Regions from separate parts of the Homo sapiens genome. Here region 2 is linked to region 1. Evidence: chromatin loops called from intact Hi-C (ENCODE). Cell type or tissue: Caco-2. All regions are shown on one strand. Each heading gives the region's core, and the rest is flanking DNA. Links, peaks and the distances in the headings are about the cores only. Region 1 has its middle 140 kb from the start of KCNG1. Region 2 has its middle 34 kb from the start of KCNG1.

Region 1 (6,395 bases), core at 1,524-4,023:
AATGACCATCAGTTGATTAAAAAAAAAAAAAAAGCAGTGAATAAATGTTTATTTCAGTTGCTTTAAATCCGTATCTTGGAAAATATGGAATGAAGAGAGGTAAATAAGTTTCATTAGAGATCCGTCTGTAAAAAAAAAAACATAGCTTCCTGATGACACGTGGCTGTTTCCTGAGGACAGAGAAGGAAGCTGCATCCCTGCCTGTCCTTTAGAGTAACGCAGGCTGAGACTCCAAGTCCAGCCCTGTCACCAGGAAGCCACAGGACCCTGGGAGAGTCACTTCCCCATTTTGAACCTTGCTGATCAGATGGGGATGATAACAGTATCTGCTTCGAAGTCTCATCGAAGAGGGCATGTGAAGCCCTCAGCACCCGGCAGGTAGACTGCATGCTCTCAGTGAGCATCAGTTCTTGGTATGATGGTTTATTATTTCTAATGATCAAACCATATTAGTATTGGGGCTTAAAGAATCCTTTAAAGAATGCAGCTTGTGCTGGCATTTAGAGATGGGAGTGCGTTCTGATTCCACAGCTAGCTGGTGGGGGGCCCTCAGTTCCTTCACCTCCACAATGACCCTCTCTTTATTTCACAAGTTTGTTCTCGAGGTCCTGTGAAGTAACTACAAAATCTCGTTTCTTTACTCAAGCACACCGCGAGCTTGGTGTGCTTGAATGCTTGGTGTGCAGGCTGTGAGGGTAGCTCTGGCGCTGGGTTGCTAGAGTTGGACTCCCAGCTGTGCCACTGGCTGTGTGGCTGGAGCTGCTAACCCAGCCTTTCTGTGCCTCAGTTTCTTCATCTGTAAAATGGGGATCCCAGCAGTACTTATGACTCGCGGGGTTGTTGTGGGAATTGTGTTAAACACATCAAACATTTAGAAAGTCCTTGGAATATAATAAGTGCTCAATAAATGTTGGTTGATATGATTCTTGTTATTGTCAGATGCTAACGACAGGTGTGGAGGATGGAGTGGTTCCTCCCCCCGTGGAGCACACGGGGAGCAGAGGAGCAGGAGAGGTAAATGAGCAATCAAAGCCCGGGTAGAAAGTTCTACACGCAGGAGATTAAGAGGGAGCCAGCACAAATGTGGGCCGAGGAGCCAGACTGGCTTGGCTCAGAATTCTCGCCTCACCCTTATTAGCTGTAAAAACGGGACTGGCACCAGGAATTACCCACCTCACCCAATGTCGGGAGGAGGAACTGAACACCAGCATGCTTAGAGCAATACCACTCCGCATTGCCAGAGGGGTTAGGCATTCTTTTCACTGCCAACCCCCCAGGTGGAAGACAAGGGAAGGCTGAGATAAGGATGAGTTGGGGGAAGGCACAGGGGTGGGGTGGGGTGGGCTGGAGCCAGGTGATGGTGGAGAAAGAAAGAAGCTCTGCATGGCCCCCGCGGGATACGTGAGGCAGCACAATAAGCACCAAGGCTGCAGATGGCTGGGACCATCTTCTTATGTGTTCTTTCAACAGAGGTTTACCGAGCACCTTCTACAACCAGGCCCTGGGGGGACACTAGTGCACAGGACTCAGCTAAGGGCTTAGCTCAGGGTAATGGGGAGCCAAGGGGGGGATATTGTGCAGGGAACAAAAGGAAAAAATATGCCTTTGAGAAAGATGTGGAGGGCCAGGCACGATCATGCCTTTAATTCCCGCACTTTGGGAGGCCAAGGTGGGAGGATTGCTTGAGACCAGAAGTTCAAGACCAGCCTGGGAAACATAGTGAGACCCCACCCCCCACCATCTCTACAAATAATAATAATAATAATAATAATAATAATAATAATAATAATTAGCCGGGTGTGGTGGTGCATGCCTGTACTCTCAGCTACTTGTGAGGCTGAAATAGGAGGATCACTTGAGCCAGGAGGTCAAGGCTGCAGTGAGCTATGATCACACCACTGCACTCTAGCCTGGGCAATAGAACAAGACAGCTTCTTAAAAAATAAAAATAAAAAAAAAAAGATGTGAAGGCTGAATCAGAGAGGATCCCAGATCCCAGATCCCAGCACAGATGTGAAGGGTGTCATCCTGGCCTAGTCCTAATAGAGTTGTCCTGATAAAGGCCAAAACTGCAGCCCTCAGCCCTTTTCCTCCCTCACTCTCAGACCTCCAGGGCCCATCGGAAGGGTTGCCATATAAGATACAGGATACCCAGTTAGATTTGGACTTCAAATAAACAACAAATAATTTTTTAGTATGAGGCTGTCCCAAATATTGCACAAGACATGCTTATATAAAACACCTGCTAACGCTGGTCAGCCTACCTCCATGGGGTCGCATCCGAGAGCTGACGGGCAGCATTTGGTGGAGTGCCAGTTACTTCAGAGTGTTCACCTGAGCTCAGCCTACAGCCGGATGAGGACAGGGCTAACACCAGGGACGTTTTCTTTGCAAGATGAGTCAGAGAGAAGACAGAGGAGCTCTGCCGGCCTCCTCGGGCCCCCAGGTTTACTTCTTTCCTCTTTTCCAGCTGACCAGGGTCTTTCTCCCCTGCCTGGGAGGACTTAAGCCAGGCAGCTTCCTTGAGTCAGTTCAGATGCTGAACAGATAAGACACAGCTCTTTGTGCCCTGGGAGCTGAAGGATGCCAGCTGCACGCGAGATTCTTCAACTGTCTTACGAGGGCAGTCTTTGCAAAGCGCCCCCTCCATGGGCAGGAATAGCAAACACTACCATCGTTTAGGTCTGTTTTTTATGGCAGGCTTTTGGGAGTCAAATGTCTTTTGGTTTGAGTCTCAGTTTTGCCACCTACCATGTGCATGACCTTGGGCAAGCTGCTTCTCCCTCTTGGGTTCAGTGGCCAATCTCATGGGCTTGTGGGGAGTTGAAATGAGCAGATGTGGATAAAATGCTTAGCTCCATAGTGCCTGACACCTGGTCAGGCACCCAGAAAAACTACGGTGACACAACCCAAGAGATATCATCTCCATGTTACCAACAAGGAACCAGGCTCCCAGGGGCAAAGTCCAAGGGTGGGTATCCAGTAACCAGCTGAGCCAGACCTTGCCCCTGGCCCCTATGCTGAGGTTCACCTTCCTGAAACTTCACATCAGATCATGAAATGCCAACCCAGAAGGGTTCTCCAACTCCCAGAGCCCATGGACTTCTTGGAAAAGCTGAAACTTATTTGATTACGAGACTAATGCATATTCATTGAAGATAATTTAGAAAATGCAATTTTGCCAAAAGAAGAAAATAAAACTCACCAGCACTCTCACCACCCAGAGATAGTCACGGCTGACGTGCTGTGGTGTGTATTTTAAGGCCTTGAGGGAAATTTTAAAAACTTAAAACTGAGATTTCCTGCACTGCCTTTGATCACAGCCTGGGGCTTCGGCAGGGTGTCTCAGCCTCAGCACGGCTGACATTCTGAGCCGGATGGTTCTCTGTCGTGGCAATGTCCTGTGCACTGTGGGATGTTTAGCGGCATCCGTGACCTCCACCCACCAGATGCCAGTGGCGCCCCTCATAGGACAACCAAAAATGTCTCTGGATATTGCCAAGAGCTAAGTGCAAAATTGGCCCTGTGGGCCATCATTGGGTTTAGGTGTAGAGGCTCTGAAATCAGCCAGACCTGGTTTTAATCCCAGATTAGGCATAGACTCAGGCAAATTAGTTAATGACCATGAACCTCTCCGTCTCCATCTATGAAATAGGGCCAATACTTCCCATCTGGCACCATTGGTGTGAGGGTTAGAGGAGACGGTGTTTGGGACATGGAAAGCTTCAATACGAGAAAGCTGCTATTGATTTTGGCATCCTCATAGCCCGTGGCTTCTCTGATGAGGACTGACTTCAAAAAAACTCAAACAAATCAACAGCGGAAACTCACCTGCCTTTGGAAGACCCTTCACTCCTGAGTGAGATATGCAGCTTGTCTTAGAATGGTGGCAAGAGTTAAGATTGAGAGGGTGGCTATAGAGCCAGCCCCTCTGCTTTTGTGTCTCATCTCTGTCCCCCACTGCATGTGTAAGTGGCCTTGGGCAGATGACTGAACACTTCTGTGTCTCAGTTTCCTCATCTGTATCATGAAGGCAATGGCAGTACCCACCTCTTGGGGTTGCAAGGACTAAATGAGTTCACCCAATAAATGGCTTTATTAATAAATATTATTTGGTCAGTGCAAAAGTAATTGCTGTTTCTGCCACTACTTTTAATATTACACATGGCCAGTCTGGTGTAGGAGGGAAAGGGTACCTTAGAAACTACCAAAATGAAATTGTGCCTTGGAGAAACATTGAGTGAGAGGGAGGCTCTGGATGGACGAATTGACCACATGTGCCTGGCTATGCCTCTCTTCTTTCTAGACCCCAGGCACAATTGCTGTCCCTACTGCTCCAAGGCTTGTGAGTGACATTGGACTGGCCTCCATACCTGGAACATTGGAGTCTACACCCCAGGGAAATTTCAGTTTAAAAAATCCATTGTGTCCCAGGGGCTTCCAGGTGATTTTTTAAAAGTTAAAAAAATTATGGTGAAATATACACAAAATTGACCACTTTAAGTGTGTAATTCATTAAGTACATTTACACCCTTGTGCACAACACAAAATTAACCATTTTAAGTGTACAATGCATTAAGTATAATTGTATTGTTGTGCAACCATTACCACTATCCGTCTCTAGAGCCTTTTCATTTTCCCAAACTGAAACTCTGTACCCATGAACTCCCTCCTCTCAGCCCCTGGAAACCACCATTCAGCTTTCTGTCTATGAATTTGACTACTTTCAGTACTCCATATAAATGGAATTACGCAATATGTGTCCTTTTGTGACGGCCTTATTTTACTTAGCATAATGTCCTTAAGGTTCATCCATGTTGTAGCATGTGTTACAATTTCCTTCCTTTTTAAGGCTGCATAATATTCCACTGTGTTGATGTAGCACATTTTGTTTATACATTCATCTCCTGATGGGCATTTGGGTTGCTTCTGCCTTTTGACTATTGTGAATAATGCTGCTATCAACACTAGTGTCTATGTATCTGTTTGAGACCCTGCTTTCAGTTCTGTTGGGTGGATACCTAGCATCAGAATTGCTGGGTCATATGGTAACTCTATGCTTAGTTTTTTTGCGAAACCACTGTACTGTTTTCCACAGTGGGTGCACCATTCTACATTCCCATCAGCAGTGCATAAGGGTTGCAATTTCTTCACATCTTCACCAGTCCGAAGTGTTTTTAACCCAGCTGTCCTTTGGATTTTTACACACTGAAAACAGTATAGCGTATGTATGGGAGGGGCCCTTCTTCATAAAAATTCTTTGTATTTCTAAAGATCTTCAAACATTTCCAGTGAGCTGATGCATGTTTGAACTTCACAACAGTACAGCAGGGTAGAAAAGGTTGAGACCACTGTTTTTTTCTCTCAATCAATCTCTCCTTTTTGAGAAAGAGAGGCTGAAGAACAGCTCAGTGAGTCTGGGAGATTCCAAACTAGAACTCAGGTCTCCTGACCTCCTCGAGCCTTTTCCTAGAGCAAGCAGGTTGCCACCTACGGGTTCCCTGTTCCCAGTTGTGTTGCCTTGGGCTTGGGCTCAGGAGACTATTTTTTCTCGCTCTGTCGCCCAGGCTGGAGTGCAGTGGCACGATCTCGGCTCACTGCAAGCTCCGCCTCCCGGGTTCACGCCATTCTCCTGCCTCAGCCTCCTGAGTAGCTGGGACTACAGGCACCCGCCACAGCGTGCGGCTAATTTTTTGTATTTTTAGTAGAGACGGGGTTTCACCGTGTTAGCCAGGATGGTCTCGATCTCCTGACCTCGTGATCCACCCGCCTCGGTCTCCCAAAGTGCTGGGATTACAGGCGTGAGCCACCGCGCCCGGCCGAGACTATTTTTACTTTTTTCTTTTTTTTTTTTTTAAAGACAGGGTCTTGCTCTGTTGCCCAGGCTGAGTGCAGTAGTATAATCTTGGTTCACTGTAGCCGCAATCTCTTGGACTCCAGTGATCCTCTCACCTCAGCCTCCCAAAGTGCTGGGATTACAGGCATGAGCCACCACTGCACCACCATGCCTGGCTACTTTTTGTATTTTTTGTAGAGATGGGGTTTCACCATGTTGCCCAGGCTGATCTTGAACTCCTAGGCTCAAGTGATCCACCTGCCTCAGCCTCCCAAAGTGCTGGGATTACAGATGTGAGCTACTGCGCCCAGCCGAGATTTTCGACCTGCTTGTAAGCACAGAGGCAGCAGGATCTGTGAAACTTCCCAAGCCAGCCTCACCCCCAGTGCTCAGGGGCTATGGACATGCCAGGTGAGTCTTCAGCATGGCCTAGATTACAAAACCTCAGGGTTTGCCCCTCAAAACTTTTCTGCAGGGACCAAAAAGTGAAGGGAGAGGAAAAGACCCTCATAGGATTCTCTCCCCTGTCCTGGAGCACGCCACTGCCTTCACACCTGGG
Region 2 (6,395 bases), core at 2,187-4,686, 110 kb before region 1:
CTGAGCTGTCTTGCGAGAATAACACTCAAGCTCCACTGTTCCCTCCTTGAGTTGTAGTATCGGCAACCTGATGCTCATTCTTCCATTCAAACAGTTTGTGCAGTTTCTGCCACCAGAGGCATCACCCTCGATAGTGTCTGCTTAATCGATGCCACCCAACCAGTTATTCTTGCCTCAGTTCCACCTCTTCCAGGATGCCTGCCCTGCTTACTACCACCCATTCTTTTCTCTTTCTTTTCTGGACTTAATAATGACAATAATAATAAATAATAGTTACTCTTTATTGAGTCCTATTTGAGAGATGCACATGTGCTCCTTTTTGAATCCTCACAGAAGCCCTGAGAGGCACATGCTACGGTTTTTCATATTTTACAGCAGAAGAAACAGACACAGAGAGGTTGAGTAACTTTCCCCAGGTTACCTTGCTGTCAAGTGGCAGTGCTGGTTCCAAGCTCACGCAGTCAGGCTCCGAGTGTCCTGCGTTTGCCTTGCTGGCCGTCTGAACCGTTCGCTTTGTCACACCATCATAAACCGCCTGGCAGTGCCTGTAACTCCCAGTGAGGTCGATACCCTTTTCAAGAGCTGCGCTCTTTCCCTTCCTGGTGTTCTAGGCACGCAGCTGGTGCCCAGCAAATGCTCTTGACTTCTTGGTCTCATTACTCTCTGTGAGGAAACCTGCAGGCTGTTTTCCAGGAACAAAAGGTAAATAATTTCCTGTCATCAGAAGCAGTGATGGAAAAGGGGTGTTGTAAAGGCAATCTCTCTGCTTGTGAAAAAGAGGCAAGGAGACACAGCCAAACCAAGAGGCAGAACGAGTCCTCAATCCTCATTTCTGAAGGAGAGCTTGATGAATGTTCATGTATTGAAAATGTTTTGATACCTGTAAGGATCACGTATCCAACGATGTGGACAATGACACGGTCCCCAACCTCAAGGAATCACAGTGGGGAGACTGGGAGATGAAATGCAGCTATGAGAAAGTGTGATTCTTTCCAAGGTCAAGTCATCACAGAGTGAGGGTGCTTGATGCTTGTGTGTGTGTATACATGTGAGTGCATGTATGTGAGCGTGTGTGTTTAGATGAATGTGTGCTTGCCTCTGTGTGTCTGTACCTAAATGGTTTTATCAGGAGGGTCTTCCTAAAGAAGCTGATTGTATTATCTGTTGCTGTGTAATGAATTACTCAAAACTTAGCGACTTAAAACAACACATATTTGTCATTTCACAGTTTCTGTGGGTCAAGATTCCAGGCTTCCTTGAGTACCCTACCTCGCCCCTCAAAAGTCTGCAGTGAAGGCTGAGGTCTCATCTGAAAGCCTGGCTGGCAGAGGAGGATCCACTTCCAAACTTTCTCGTGGTTATTGTCAGGATTCAGTTTCTTGTGGGCACCAGCTTCCAACAAACCAAGTGAGATAGAGAGAGCAAGATGGGGTGAGCAACATGGACCCAGCGTAGTTAGGTAACCTTACTTCGAACAGACATTCCATCACTTTCACTATATTCTATTTGTTAGAAGTGAGTTGGTAGGTTCAGCTCATACTCAAGGGGTGGGACTTGCACAAAGCTGTGAACGCTAGCAGGGCAAGGACCATTGAGGGACATCCTAGAGCTACCTGCTACCCTGATTCTTCAACTGAGTTAGCTACCTGCTACCCTGATTCTTCAACTGAGTAGTTCTTTTTTTTTTTTGAGTCAGAGTTTAGCTCTGTTGCCCAGGCTGGAGTGCAGTGGCGTGATCGCTGCTCACTGCAAGCTCCGCCTCCCGGGTTCATGCTATTCTCCTGCCTTAGCCTCCTGACCAGCTGGGACTACAGGCGTCCGCCACCACACCTGGCTAATATATATATATTTTTTGTATTTTTACTAGAGATGGGGTTTCACCGTGTTAGCCAGGATGGTCTCGATCTCCTGACCTCGTGATCCGCCCGCCTCGGCCTCCCAAAGTGCTGGGATTACAGGCGTGAGCACTGTGCCCGGCCTCAACTGAGTTTTTATGCATGACCAGGAGTTCATCAGATGAGTAAGGATAATAAGTGGTTCTGGGTGGCAAGAAGCCAGCCAGCGGGAGCCCAGACATGGAAGAAAACACGCAGCATCAGGGGAAGACAGTGTGGCTATGTGGGTTGTGCGTGTGTGCATGTTTGTGGCATGTGGTGTGCTTGTGTGTGCACACATACGCAGTTCTGCATACATAGTTAGAAAGTTAGAAAATAGAAAAAATAAGACCTTGTATTTGCTAACACAGCAGTCAATAATAGTCAGTAATAAAGTAATTGTATACAAAAAATAACTCAAAGATTATAATTGGATTGGTTGTAACACAAAGGGTAAATACTTGAGGGGCTGGATAGTCCATTCTCCATGATGTGTTTCTAATGCATTGCATGCCTGTATCAAAACATCTCATGTACCCCCTAAATATATATGCCTACTATGGACCCACAAAAATTAAAATAAAAAATTAAAAAAAAGATTTCATGAGGGAGAGAGGGTCAATTGACAAAACCCATCTAAAAGGCATTTTAGGGTGGGGGTGATCATGAAAGAAGGTTGAGAAAAACACTGCTCTAGAGAAGTCAGAGAACCATTTATTGAATATTTATAACATACGGGCACTGTGTTAAGCAGTGTACGTACGCCACCTCATGCAATTCTGCAACAATCTTTGTATTGTCTGTGTTTGATGGAGAAGGAAATGGGTGGGCAGCTTCTGGCAGCTTCTTCTGACATGGCCCTGAATGACCCCCTCTCCTTGTGTGTGCCTTATATAATTCCCCTTGCTTGAGTGTGGGCTGGGCCTGGTGACTTGCTCCTAACAAATTGAAGATGGCAGAAGTTATGAGATGTCACTTCTATGATAAAGTCATAAAGACTGATTTCCTTTATAACCTGATCATGTAAGTGACGCTCCTCTGGCACAGTCTCTCTGGCTTTTCTGCTGTGGCTGCTCCAACAAAGCAAGCAGGAGAGACCCATGTGGCAAGGAACTGAGGGCATGTCCTGCCAATCATCAGCAAGAAAGCGAGGCCCTTAGTCCGACAGGTACCCGAAGGGACCCAAATCCTGGGTCCCGAATCCTGCCAAAAACCACAGGAGTGAGCTTTGACGTGGATCCCTTTCCCAGTTGAGCCTTCAGATAAGACCATGTCCCAGGCTGACAGCTTGATTGCAGCCTAGTGACAGAACCTGGGCCAAGGACTCAGGGAAGCCATGCCTGGATTCCTGACCCACAGACATGGTAAGATAGTAACTGTGTGTTGTTTTAAGCCTTTAACTTTTGAGGTGATTTTAAAATGCAGTAGTCGAGAACTAATACAGAAACAGAGAGGCTCAGAGAGGTGGAGAGACTTGTCTGAGGTTACATATTTAAGATTTCAAGCCAGGTGTGCTGATTCCCAGCTCAAGTCTCTTTAGCACCACCCTTTGTGCCTCTAGGGTCTTGATCACAGTGGCCTTAAAGGCTTGATGCAGGCTGGGTGTGGTGGCTCATGCCTGTAATCCTGGCACACTGGGAGACTGAGGTGAGTGAATCACCTGACGTCAGGAGTTTGAGACCAGCCTGGCCAACGTGATGAAAACCCATCTCTACTGAAATTACAAAAATCAGCCAGGTATAGTGTCACATGCCTATAATCCCAGCTACCCCAGAGGCTGAGGCATGAGAATTGCTTGAACCCAGGAGGTGGAGGTTGCAGTGAGCCAAGATTGCACCACTGCACTCCAGCCTGGGCGACAGAGCGAGACCCTGTCTCAAAGAAAAAAAAAATGCTTAACACATATGTGTAGCTCCTTTTGAGACAGCAGTGGGAAGTCAGTGAAGGTTTACAGGCATGATGTGGGATAAGAGAAAAGCCCATGTCTTCCTGCACCGAACATCTAGGCTGCAGCCGTGAGGGCCAGCCTCGGGGCAGGGACATCGGAATCATGAGGCTAAGACCTTGGAGTGTTCTGAGGACTTGAACTGAAGGTGAGAGGCAGAAAAAAATATACCCCCTTGCTTTTCTTCCACCAGGATGTTTTGAAGAGGAATGCCTCTTCAGGGAGCGGGCAAGGAGAGGAGGGGGCTGTGTCAGGGTGCCGACTGTTTTCTGGTGATAGTAACAGAGACCCGAGGGGAATATCTGAGCTTGGATAGTCACTGCAGTGGCTCAGTCACGACACATACCCCCCTCTCCCCCACAGGCAGCCTCTCTGCGGCCACCCGCGGCCCCCAAATGAGAGCCGCCTGGGAGTCTCACGCCTTTCATTTCCTTGTGACAATAGCAGAGGAAAATAGCTTTCTGGACTCAGCCCGACACTGATAATTAAAGGAACACTTTATCACCAGCAAGGGTGGAAACACCCACCAATGGCCTTCCAGAAAAAGAAAAAAAAAATTAAAAAAGGCTTGGTCCCATCAGTCTCTTCTCTTCATATGGAAATAGCTGGCTGGTTTGTGAGTCCTAGCTCTGTTGATTTCTTCTCTGTATTTCTGCAACGGGGATGCAGAGGACACACTTCTCAGGCTAAGATTTTTGGTTTCGTTTCATGTTTCTGCATGGACCTGCATTCTAGGTCCTCTCCATCTCTTTGGCTTCCTGTGGCCATTGTGTTAGATAAGATCTAAAGTCAGTTGCTGAGGGGCTCTGCAAGGCCCTGGCGTGATCACTAGAGTGCAAGAGATGGGACTTTGGACTCAGGCCTAGATGCCAGCAATGGTTCTGGCATTTTCTAGCGGTGTGAACCTGGGTAAGTTACTGGACTTTTCTCAGCCTCAGTTTCCTGACCTGTCAAATGGTAGTGTGCATCAAGCAGGTGGTTGTAAAGATTAAAAGAGTTTTTTTTTTTCCTGAGAGAAGGTCTTGCTCTGTTGCCCAGGCTGCAGTACAGTGACTCAATCACAGCTCACTGCAGCCTCGACCTTCTGGGCTCAAGAGATCCTCCCACCTCAGCCTCCCAAGTAGCTGGGACCACAGGTAAAAGCCACCACACCTGGCTAATTTTTGTACTTTTTGTAGAGATGGGGTTTTACTATGTTGCCCAGGCTGGTCTGGAACTGCTGGGCTCAAGCTATCCTCTTGCCTTGGCCTCCCAAAATGCTAGGATTACAGGTTGTGAGCCACCACGCCCAGCCTGGATTAGAAGAGATGTCTCAGATAAAGCACTTGACATAGGACCTGGCATACACAAAGCACTCCAAAAACCTTAGCAAAATACTGATGCAAGTAGAGACTGTGGGGGAGAGTAGCTGGGTAGGATGAGATAGAGTAAACCCTGTAATCCCTGAAGATCATGCCCACTAATCTCACTCTGCTCACCCCAAAGCCTGGACTTCCTCCTAAGAACACCAGCTCTTGGGCCTTCCCCAAAATCAGAATGTTTTTGTCTTGTTTGTTTTCTATGAGGGACAATAATTGATAGTAATAAGGTCATTCAAGTATGTGTGATATTGTCCAGGAACCTATGGTTGGGGATTAAGGAAACTAGACTGGTTTGTATTTCTCTTGGGTGGTTTGAAATGAAAGATCCATCTTGATGTGGGTGTGCGTGTGTGTCTGTGTGTGTTTCTGAATGTGAGATTTTCACTTTGTTTGTCCTTAAAGCGATAATTCTGACCAGAGGCTAACAGGTGAGATATGATGGAGAGTTCTGTAGTGGGAATCTGGCCACTGTATGAGGCTCCAGGGTGTTCTGTCCTGTTCTCTCAGGGTGTATAGCCCCATTCCAGCTCAAGCAGCTGTGTTGATTCCACACCTATAGGCTCTATGATGTTGGGCAAGTGGATTCACCTGTCTTAGCCTTTATTTCATCATCTGTAAAATGGGACTAATAATCATCCCCATCTCATATGATTGTTGTGGGGGTTATATCTGACGGTTCTCAAGAGCTTTGGCAAAGTGGCAGCTACATAGTGGGAGCTCAGTAAACAGCAATGGTACTGATGGTGGGAGGATAACTGTCTCTTTGAGGAGCTCCTCAAAGTCCCCTGCAACAGGGACCCCAACACTTGGGAGGTGTTGAGGGTGTGCTCTCAGGATCAATGGAATGAGAGAAGCAGGATGGAGCAGGGGAAGGAGCAGAATAAGGCTGTGGTTTCAGCTGGTGTTGAGCTTCAGACTTAGCCCATGGAATGAGTGGGTGGTGGGTGGGGTCTGCAGTGTAAATTGCACAGAAGTGGTTTGACCCCTAGGTCATTGCTCATGGGCTGCTTCCTGGCGTGGAAATGGGGCCTCCCTTTTGGAAGAAGGCAATTTATTGGAGAAGAGGGCAGTGAAGAGCCTTTAGAAGCCAATGCTTCCACACCCACAGGACCTAGGGATGGGCATCTGCCTGGTGAACAGGATCTGGATGGGGCATGAACAGAACTGTTACACTTCTTTATTCCTGGAAGACTGAGACATCATGGTGTTTGCTGT

The links. Peaks named below come from ENCODE experiments on the same cell type or tissue, not always from the same donor. Only the 100,000 strongest peaks of a DNase experiment are listed, where the experiment ranks them.
Region 2: it touches region 1 in a loop (2.6-fold over the local background); 1 of 110 quality-filtered maps calls a loop at or near these places.

What each region holds. Positions count from the first base shown.
Region 1 is chr20:51,161,932-51,168,326 of GRCh38, forward strand. No RefSeq gene overlaps it. Among named protein-coding and RNA genes, the nearest start is that of KCNG1, 140 kb to the left of the region's middle. In Caco-2, for the core only: no CTCF peak of the experiment used is centred there; a DNase peak (open chromatin) is centred at 2,950.
Region 2 is chr20:51,053,927-51,060,321 of GRCh38, forward strand. No RefSeq gene overlaps it. Among named protein-coding and RNA genes, the nearest start is that of KCNG1, 34 kb to the left of the region's middle. RefSeq lists an enhancer at 3,685-4,185. In Caco-2, for the core only: no CTCF peak of the experiment used is centred there; no DNase peak of the experiment used is centred there; H3K27me3 peaks cover 155 bases.